2 separate regions of the Homo sapiens genome follow, and region 2 is linked to region 1. Evidence: chromatin loops called from intact Hi-C (ENCODE). Cell type or tissue: B cell. All regions are shown on one strand.

The links. Hi-C counts contacts between places; a loop is a spot of excess contacts. Peaks named below come from ENCODE experiments on the same cell type or tissue, not always from the same donor. Only the 100,000 strongest peaks of a DNase experiment are listed, where the experiment ranks them.
Region 2: a loop joins it to region 1, with 4 times the contacts of the local background. A loop is called at or near these places in 3 of 110 quality-filtered maps.

The regions. Positions count from the first base shown.
Region 1 is chr1:241,549,522-241,554,521 of GRCh38, forward strand. KMO (kynurenine 3-monooxygenase) reads left to right here. Exons shown (of 15, transcript NM_003679.5): 3 at 156-253; 4 at 1,434-1,523. Among named protein-coding and RNA genes, the nearest start is that of KMO, 20 kb to the left of the region's middle. In B cell, no CTCF peak of the experiment used is centred here; a DNase peak (open chromatin) is centred at 2,680; H3K4me3 peaks cover 2,021 bases; H3K27ac peaks cover 4,034 bases.
Region 2 is chr1:241,625,107-241,630,106 of GRCh38, forward strand. All of the region lies in intron 1 of OPN3 (opsin 3), which reads right to left. CHML (CHM like Rab escort protein) reads right to left here. Exons shown (of 2, transcript NM_001381853.1): 2 at 3,745-5,000. Among named protein-coding and RNA genes, the nearest start is that of CHML, 13 kb to the right of the region's middle. In B cell, CTCF peaks have their summits at 2,595 (motif pointing left) and 2,795; DNase peaks (open chromatin) are centred at 2,575 and 2,965; H3K4me3 peaks cover 615 bases; H3K27ac peaks cover 2,165 bases.

The DNA of each region.
Region 1 (5,000 bases):
ATATAAAGTTACTGCTATTAGCATTTTCTTTAGAAGAGTTAAGAAGTTCTTTAATGTGGTTCCGAATGAACCAGTTGTTCAGATGCAGTAATTTTGCTCATCCTGAGCTAGGATATAAAGTGTGCGTAACATGGAGTCTGCTTCCAATGTCTCAGATACTCGAGTGGCTACCTTCACACGTGGAAGAAGCATTAACTTAGCCCTTTCTCATAGAGGACGACAAGCCTTGAAAGCTGTTGGCCTGGAAGATCAGGTACTTAATGTATCTTTCTTACAGAAGATAATACCTGGTATTTTTCAACAATTGCATGGTTTGATTTCATCCTGGCTTAAAAAGTACCATTTAATACCAAGAATCTCTGCATGAAAACTCATTCTACTAAAGCTTTTAAAATTCGAAATTTGGCAAGAGGGTGAACATTGGACACTCGAGGCACCCGAGGAGGACCCTGCAACCGGATGATTGCTTCTGATATTGGGTTCTCAACAGGATGGTGCGTCACTGCCTGTAGAAAGTGAGAGTCAAGATGGCATCCAGGATAAAAGGAGCCAGATTCCTTTTTTTTTTCAATTGCACAGGCCCGTAATATCTTATCTACAATTCTATACTCCAAAAAGACTCTGAAAATAGAAAGCTTCTCATCACTCATTGAGTAGCAAAATCTGACTTGACATGAGACTCTTTGTAGTCTTTTAAAAATCTCATTTAGCATAAATATGTTTTGCTACAGAAATTTTGTGTTTGATTATGGGGCGGGTTTATGTGATATCCAGCATATGTGTACTACACTACTTTCTAAAATTGAAAAATTCTGAATTCTGAAACCATCAGGCCCCATGGGTTTGGATAAAGAATGGTGGGCCTGTAGTAGATTTTCATCATGTGAGCTTAATGTTGTAGAACTTTTCACTGTCTATGTTAGCTTGGTAATATAAACAGACATGATAGATGTATTTTTCTTGATACTACTTTCAGTGACAATGTGTCTTTGAGCTGACAGTACTAGCAAATATGAGTGCTATTTGCATTCCTATTATTTTCTCCCAGATAGCAGCAGTCATGTGTAAGAAAACACTTTGCATTGAATGTTAGGAACCCTGGGTTTTACTCCTCATAATCTCCCTTTTTGTCATGATGAGAAAATCACTTAACCTCTGTAACAACAAATCACTTCCCTCAATCTGTGATATTCGATTTAGATCAGATAAATTTTAAGCCGGTTCTAAGATCTAAGATTAAAAAAACAAACTAAAAGCTTCAGGATCACCATTTTCATTGAAGGAGTTTCTACCACGTTGGGCTTCTATGGTCTTTCACAATTTTTAAAATTTCTTGGAGAATATATGAAATTACATTTAAAAATCAACTTCTATCTTTCTTGCATAATGCCATGTTACTGTCATTGAAGTCAATATTTCTGGTTTCATTTCAGATTGTATCCCAAGGTATTCCCATGAGAGCAAGAATGATCCACTCTCTTTCAGGAAAAAAGTCTGCAATTCCCTATGGGACAAAGTCTCAGGTAGGTTTACCCCGGAGATCATTGTGCATTGATTATAAGGAAGTCAAAGTCTGGAACTTGCCTCTTGTTTGATGGCCCCTCTCTCTCCAGCCCTATCTCTGACATTGCTTGGCTCAGTCTAGACCCCAGGAATACAGATACTAGTTGGCAAGTTTATTCAGAGGAGATGCTCAAAACAAGCCCCAGCCCAGAATAAACATTCAGGAAGAATTAGCTGTTACTGCTCTTATTGTGTCATTTCTTGCCTTTGCGCTGCCCTGCTACCTGGGACAGCCTTTCCTTCTTTTCTCCTTTTCAATTAGGTAGAGAAGATGACTATCTTATTTGTCGTCAAGCATAATGTACAAGAACAATCTAGAAGGTTTCATGATGTTGTTGCCCTTCCCTAACTCACCCTCTTGCTCAAAATTGGGCTTATAATAGAATGTATGGAATGATCCAGAAATGCTTTGAGTACTACATGATTTCTAAAAGAACAGAGGCCAGATGAAGATGGAGAGTTTATGAAAGGAGACTCATTATCCTGCTCTGTGCTTTCCCTATCTTTCACACAGTAACACACAGAACAGGGGGAAATATGTATTTGTATTTTATCTAATTAGACCTTCTGATTCTGTTTCTTGAGAGAGAATGAATGCACCAAACATCCATCGACAACAGAAAAACTCCAACTTCCTTTATTTTTATCCAGCCATGCCTCCTTTTATGAAGTGCAGCGTCTGAGTGAGAATTCATATTCTTCTAAGTCTCTGACCCTCAGCAGAGCTCTCATTGAAACTAGACCTGTGCTTCTCATACTCACCCGGGATCCTGTTAAAATGCAGTCTGATTCATTAGGACTGGGGTGGAGGCGGAGGTTCTACGTTTCTAACGAGCTTCCGGGTGTTTACTTCTTTCACTGAGTTGAGAGTGAAATCAACGTAATCGTCTCACTGTTCACTTGTATTAACAAGGAATGTCCTGAGGAAGGCCAAGTCATCATAGCCGCCCCCGCTTCAGAGACTGAACCAGTAATGTATCCATAGATAAGATACGGTTCAAATATCAGAAAAGCTAAATGAGGAGAGGGACTTGGAGATGACACCATCACCCCACCACCTTGTCTGTGTGTGTGTGAGTGTGAGTGTGTGTGAGAGAGAGAGAGAGAGAGAGAGAAAGAGCGTGCATACATTCCCCAAGAGAGTGAAAGCGTTGGTGTGAGTTCCCTTTTTGCGGCCTTCAATGCATTACAAGGAGGAAACGGCCCCTCCCGCATCATTCCTGCTACTTCTCAATTCTTAAGAACTCAGTTTATGCAAAATTTATAGGGGCCCCACATACTTCAGTTTTTCTTTATCGTCACTTTTATATCTCAGTCAAATATGGCGGCCTCCTTGCCCTTTAAGAACTGCATAAAATTGCTTTACCTGGTCAGTTCCACAGCCTGTGGGAGCACAAAGCCATTCCCATGACTCCGGGATTTCTTCACATCCCCGGGAGCCCACCTTCTCTTGGCCTCCTTTGCCTCTTGGTACCCCACTCCCTCTCACCTGGTATTGGCCGTGTACCATGGTGGTCCGGATTTGAAATATATCTCCTCCACCAATTCCCACAGACAACACTCACTCAAAAGATGCATGGGTCTGCTGAAGACCTACGGGTCATGAAGAGACCTCGTTGTGGATGGCACGGGCGATAATTTAGAAATCTCTAATCTGCAAATTTTGACCTCCAAAATCCTTTCTGACTCCCTTCCCTGGCCTCCCTCCTTCAGCTGTTTTTTCTTTTGAACTTTCTCCAATGTGATGTCCAGATTCTTCTTGTCTTGCTGGGTCCTCCCATCTTCTCCCCAAATTGCCCTGGAAACTGTCAAAATATTCTCTAATATACAGAGCAGGTCAGAGCTCCTCAGTTCTTAATCCTAACCTAACCTCTTATGCTCAAAATAGAGAAATGGCTCCCCCTTAGTAGAAAACATTCTCATTTGAAGGTATTGAGAATAGATAAAATAAACTTTTTTTCTAATATGTCTGAGGTAGTCAGTACTACAACTAATGTCTTACAGATCTCCAAAGGATATATCTAACCTTTTTTAGGTTTTACTATTATCTTTTTGGTTACAGAGGCCACTTTATAGCGCTTGACTTGTTTATTCTTATTTATTCTTCATCAGATCAATCTTGTAGAATTAAATATTGGAGAAGTAAGACTTGATGGGAACGACTCAAATATTTGGTTATGATATAATACTGTCCAAAGATATGGAGTAGACTAGAAAGGGACATTCTGGTGTTCCTGCAGGGATGACAAGTCTATCAGTTCCCAGATGACTGATGTGGAAAGAAAATATTTTCCCCATGTAAATTAATCTTCATAATTTGGGCCAAGCACAGTGGCTGACACCTGTAATCCCAGAACTTTGGGAGGCCAAGGTAGGTGGATTGCTTGAGCCCAGGAGTTCAAAACCAGCCTGGGCAACATGGCAAGACCCTGTTTCTATAAAAAAATTTAAAAATTAGCCGGGCATGGTGGCATGGGCCTGTACTCCCAGCAACTTGGGAGACTTAAGGTGGGAAGATCGCTTGAGCCCGGGAGGTTGAGGCTGCAGTGAGCCATGATCACACCACTACACTCCAGCCTGGGGAACAGCAAGACCCTGTCTCAAAAATTTTTTAAAAAATTAAAAATTAAAAAAGCTTTATAATTTGAATGTTTCCTAACATAATTTAAATAGCAAGTTTGATTTCTGTTGAAATACAGTCTATTAATAACCTAGCTTTGAGGCAGAGAATGAAGATGTTTCTGTTCATTTTAAATTATACAAAGACCAGAATTTCCTCTTCAGTCATTGCCACTGACCAAGTTATTTTTACACCAAGTATAGATTTAGCTGCCAATGTATACTTCTACTTTTGGATGAGGTGAAGATTTATAAATTAGTGTATATGTGTTAAAAATATTTGTTATGTCCCATAATTTGGAAAATTATATGCTTTAAAGTTTTAAAGAATAGATTCACCCTGAATTACCAGCTTGCATTATGACTTTAATGGGCCCCAGGTGGGCACTTTGGCCTCCATGGGCTCCTTTTCTAGAAAAAGGATAAATATTAAAAATTAGATTTTATGGGTTCATTGGTATAAAGATTAATAAAATCCAGGCCAGATTTATTATTACATATTTTTTATTACATAATACTTTTCTTTCCTTCCTTCCTTCCTTCCTTCCTTCCTTCCTTCCTTCCTTCCTTCCTTCCTTCCTCCCTTCTTTCTTTCTAGACAGAGTCTCACTCACTCTGTCATCCAGGCTGAAGTGCAGTAATGTGATCTCGGCTCACTGCAACTTAGGCCTCTCGGGTTCAAGCAGTCCTGCCTCAGCTTCCTGTGACTACAGGCACGCGCCACCAGACCCGGCTTGTTTTTGTATTTTTAGTAGAGACGGGGTTTCGCCATGTTGGCCAGGCTGGTCTTAAACTCCTGACCTCAAGTGATCAGCTTG
Region 2 (5,000 bases), 76 kb after region 1:
TATGCTTCACTTGGCAGTGTCTAGTTAAAGTTCTTATCTGCATTAAGCATACTGACTCATTCCATTGCAATTAAGTATTTTCTATAGTTAACACCCATCTATAAAATGCCAAGCTGCTGCCTATCTCATTGCTTGGTGAACCACCAGTGAGTGCAAATGTGTGTACAATTATGGATGGTTTATTTAGTCTTGAATAGGCTTCTCCGAAGCCATACTATTGTTATATATGTGTAATTTGATTAATTTGCCAATAGTCTGTCAAGTGAATAGCACCCCTTCCAAAAACAGTATGCTAAAATGTTTTTACATTGATTTTGAGGTAGTTGCCATGCATAGAAAGATTACCTCTCATTTCTATTAATATAATTGCTTTGCAGAGGAACGGTATTTCTGGATAAAATTATTTTAAAAATACCAAAAATTGCAAATTTCAAACCTATACCAAACTGGGGCAGGATGAAAAATATTCTCTCATATTCAAAACTTTTGTTTTGGAATCTGTGTTATAATAAACCACCAGAAGGAAGCCACTGTGAAGATTGGCGAGGGAAGGTAGCGGGGAACTGGGGGATCTATATGGGAGCAGCAAAGACAGCAGTTCCTATCAACAATGACCCTGTTGAAGAAGCACTGATAGGGGTCAGAAAACCTGAGGAAGAAAGCAGACTCCTTATGAATATTCAACACTTGCTCTAGTGCAGTTTTTCTCAACTTGGCGCTTATCGATATTTGGGGCTGGATAATTCTTTGTTATGAGGGAGCTGACCTGCATTGCAGAATGTTGAACAACACCCCAGCCCTCTACCCACTGAATGACAGTAGCATCTGATTCCCAGATGTGAAAACCAGAATGTCTCCAGACTTTGCCAATAAAAGGCCAAACACTCTGGTTTAAAAATCACTGCCTTAATGGGAGAAAATTAGCAAAATTATTTAGATGGAACCTCTTATATCTAAATGTGTACTATTTTTAAGTAGCTTTATTGACTCATATAGGCTTACCCTAAAACTAATGATCTGTACTAATAATACAAGAAGCCAGGACTATGATTGCGATATATTTTACCAGAGATGGGTCCTAGTGGTCCTCTGTTCCTCAGGTTGGAACCTAGAACAGTGTGAAGGCAAGAGGATGACATGGAAGAAAAGAGCCACTGGAAACTGCTAGCTGGTCTTTCAATTAGCAAATCGTTGCGGGGGGGTACCTGTGAAATGTAAGCAATTCCAGGGAATGCAGAGGTACCATACACATAGTCTTTGTTTGAAAGGAGATTACAATCTCCTGACAAACTATTTCCAGTGCAATTCTCATCTTTTGCTTTTTACTTTTCTATCTGGTTGGTACTTATGTTTCAACAGCAGGGGTCATTACCAATGTTATGTATTTATAAAATGAGAACAGAACAATGTACAGCTCATTTCTCCATAATACTTCACTTAAATCATTTTAGGAAATTAACTGTATTATTAATTGCCTAAAAACAAGACTCCAAGCACCTCCTCAGCCATACATTCCCCCAAATTTTTCCTTTAAAGCTGGTAAAATACTGCAATGGTTACACAAGCTTTAACTGTAAACTTAACTTACAAATATAGTAAAATTAACTTATAGTAATGATAAAAAATAAAGTTTCCCCATACTGGGTAATATTTACTTTTATGTCAGAGATGAATACGGAACAAGTAAGAGTCTCAAATGAGCAGCAATAGAGAACTCAAGGGCTTTAATTATATGATGTATAATAAAAAGAAATGGCATAAAACACACTGTACTAGTATCCTCAAGGATTAAACTATAAAATGCCTAAATATGTATCTCATTCTGACTGAATTATAATCAGGTATTCATCTTCCTGCTACACTTTGTCAACCCTGCACCTCTGAATCCAGTCATTCCTCTGATGTGTATGCCTTAATATTAAATAGTTGTCCAGAGTGTATTAGAATTAAATATATATTTAGCAACAAGCAAATGCCAAGAATCATAGGACATCAGCAGGGACCAATGAAGGTATTATATATAAAGATTTTAAGCTCGACATATCAGAATAAAGAGATCGTTTTTCTGATTTCAGGAGTGAACTTAACTCCCTTCTCTTTCAATCGGAGTTGGCCCATTTTATTATAATTATAAAAACTGTAATTTATAGGATTATTTCGCTATTTGTTGAAAAGCCAATCTAAAGTTCCAGAAGCCACCACTTTTTAAATAGTGCTTTATGTGTTACATATTCTTACATGTAATAAATCACTCTTGAGATGCAAGCAAAGCGAAACAGTAGCATTTCATTTCTCATTAATGGGTCTCAATACAAAGTAGGAGAGTCCAGGCAAGTCACTTAACTCCTCCAGGTTTTATCTACAAAGAAACTGGTATAAATACCTGCCCTTTCTTACCTTACACAGTTGTCCTGAGGATCACATAAGAAAATGTAGTTGTCAAGAGAAAAGTATTCCTACAAGTGCTGGAGCAGAACTGTTGTCATATATTTTTGTTATAGCCAAATTCTTTCAGGTGAATCACTCAGCTTTTGTACTGTTCGTGCCTTACAGAAAGCTGGAAGTACTGTGCCCCCTGCTGTTGAAATGTGAATACATTTGGTTGCTGGTTAAAAGGAAATGAACTACACTACAAATACCTCTTTATAATGAAGGTAAAAATACTAAAATAAAAATCTGAAAATTTTCAGAGGAAGCAGCCACCTTTACGCAACAGGAGCATGACTTTCACTTGATCCATCAAGATGAAGGCAAATAAAATTAATCTTAATCAGAATTTCTTGGTATTGAAACTTTATGATCGAATTTCTTTATACTTCCTCTCCCTAAGCCCTTGATGTCCTGGGCTTCTAGACCCAATCCCCTAGAGCTCCTCTTGGCTCCTTCCCCAGGCAAAAGAAAAAGTTTCTGATTAATGTGAAAAACTTAACTCACTGAATGTCATCCGAAATAGACTTCGGAGAGTGTTAAACGATTCGGCTTTTAACCTTTAAGCCACCTGTTTTCAACTGTGTAGTGAGTTTTGGCACCTTTTAAAAGGGATGCCGTGCACAAGGCAGAGACTTCTGTTTTGTTTTTTCTTTTGCCAGGAAACAGGAAGTGCTAGTTACAGTGGGGAGTGAGACGGGTAAAAAATGTTTTAAATGCTCATTAAGGTAAAAGGTACCTTACCTTAAGGAAAACATTCCAACAGAATGTTTGTCAGGTACAGAGCACTTATTTTTGTATCTCTAATTTCCCAGAATAATGCCAATTCATAACCCACAGTAGGTGTTCAATGGATGCTTATTAAATTAAATCACCTTGATTTGGATCTCTCACGCTGACTGGAAGAAAGGGTCTGTCGCATCCTCAGTCCCCCAAGATCTGGCCTTCGCACAGGTCTCTCTGCAAACCAGGTTCGGTCACATCTATGAATCCAACTTTCATCTCCACGGTTTTTAAGATTCCCAAGTGACATGTTTGCATTTAGGGGCATACTTTAATTAGTATATGACGTCTTCATGCTGATGTCCTAGAATGTATTACTAATATTTCTATTACTATTCCTTAATGGTGATCAACTAAGAAAAAATAAATTATGAAGTCCATCTTGACCAAGAATTCCTCCCCACCAAGATTTGTAAAACTTTCTGCCACACATATCTGAAGATGATCTTTTTTGACTTTAACACCTAGAAATGTATATTTTAATTTAAAATAGAATTTTAGAAACTTCTAAGAAATCAGTAATTTTCTCACCAGTTCAGTAAACCACTTTACCAATTAATCTTTTATTTTTTATTGCATACATCAATATTTAACAGAAGAAAAATAAAGAACCCCTAATGTTAAACTGAATTACATGTTATCTTCTGATTCTTTTCAATGTAGACCTAAATTTTCACATGTATCAGTAAACACAATTTATGTTCTTATTAACATTTTTGAATCTCACTTTTTTGCATACAATTTGACATATATCAATATTATTGAATGGCTATATAACATTCTGTGATAGCACTAGCAATACACCAAAATTTACTTAACCATTTCCAATCGTTGGGCTTTTTTCCCCCTTAAAGTTATCTGAGTGGAACTGCTAGAAAACTTTGTACAAATAGCTTTTCTTTCTTTTAAATATTTTCCTGGGCATATGCCACTCAAAGTGAGTATGTCAAAAGATCAGTTATAAAGCCCTTTTTATAGTCTTCTACACAGTTCTCTTAAAAGGCTACTAATACACAATGCTGCTGCTATAAGGACACATGCAATTAAAACAGTTTTGCTAATACAATAGCATGAACTAAGTCAAAGTTGCATTTTTAATATTAGGAAATTTGAATACCATTCAAATTGATTTTTTATATCATTTATACACGATCGCTTTATAAATTTGCCTAAGAGTACAAACCCTTATGGATATGCATATAGTTTTACAAAAACTGAGTGCATCCATGTGTAATGCAAATAGCTTCTTTTAAATTCCATCTTGTTTTGTCTTTTTCCTATTTACTACACATTTAAAACTTTTTCTCTTAGTTGATCTACCTTGCCAATTGCCATGAAGTTCCTTTATACCACTATTGGTGTGAGACTTGTAGTATTTTTCTTTTTATACTTAACATTTTAATTCATTTGGAATATCACATGTAAAGTGGATCTAATCTTTCCACACTGACATCTAGCTAGTCTTTCCACCAGCAGTTATTAATATTTCTTTCTTTCCATTGGCTTATTAATTTCAGTTAAACTTTCTACTTGGCACCACAGAATATTCAGAAAGGTTGCTTAATAGCATGTTTTAAGGATTTGGAGAGCAAGGCTCCCATTTTTTCCCCCTAAATTAAAAAAACTTACATCTTTGCTTGCTTTCCTAAATAATTTATTACAATTATGCCATATTCCACACAGCAACCAGTTGGAATGTTAAATGGAACTGTAGTAAATTTCATACTAATGTCACATATTGGCATTTCTTTGGATGTAGCTTTATATTTTAAAACACATTATCTAACTTA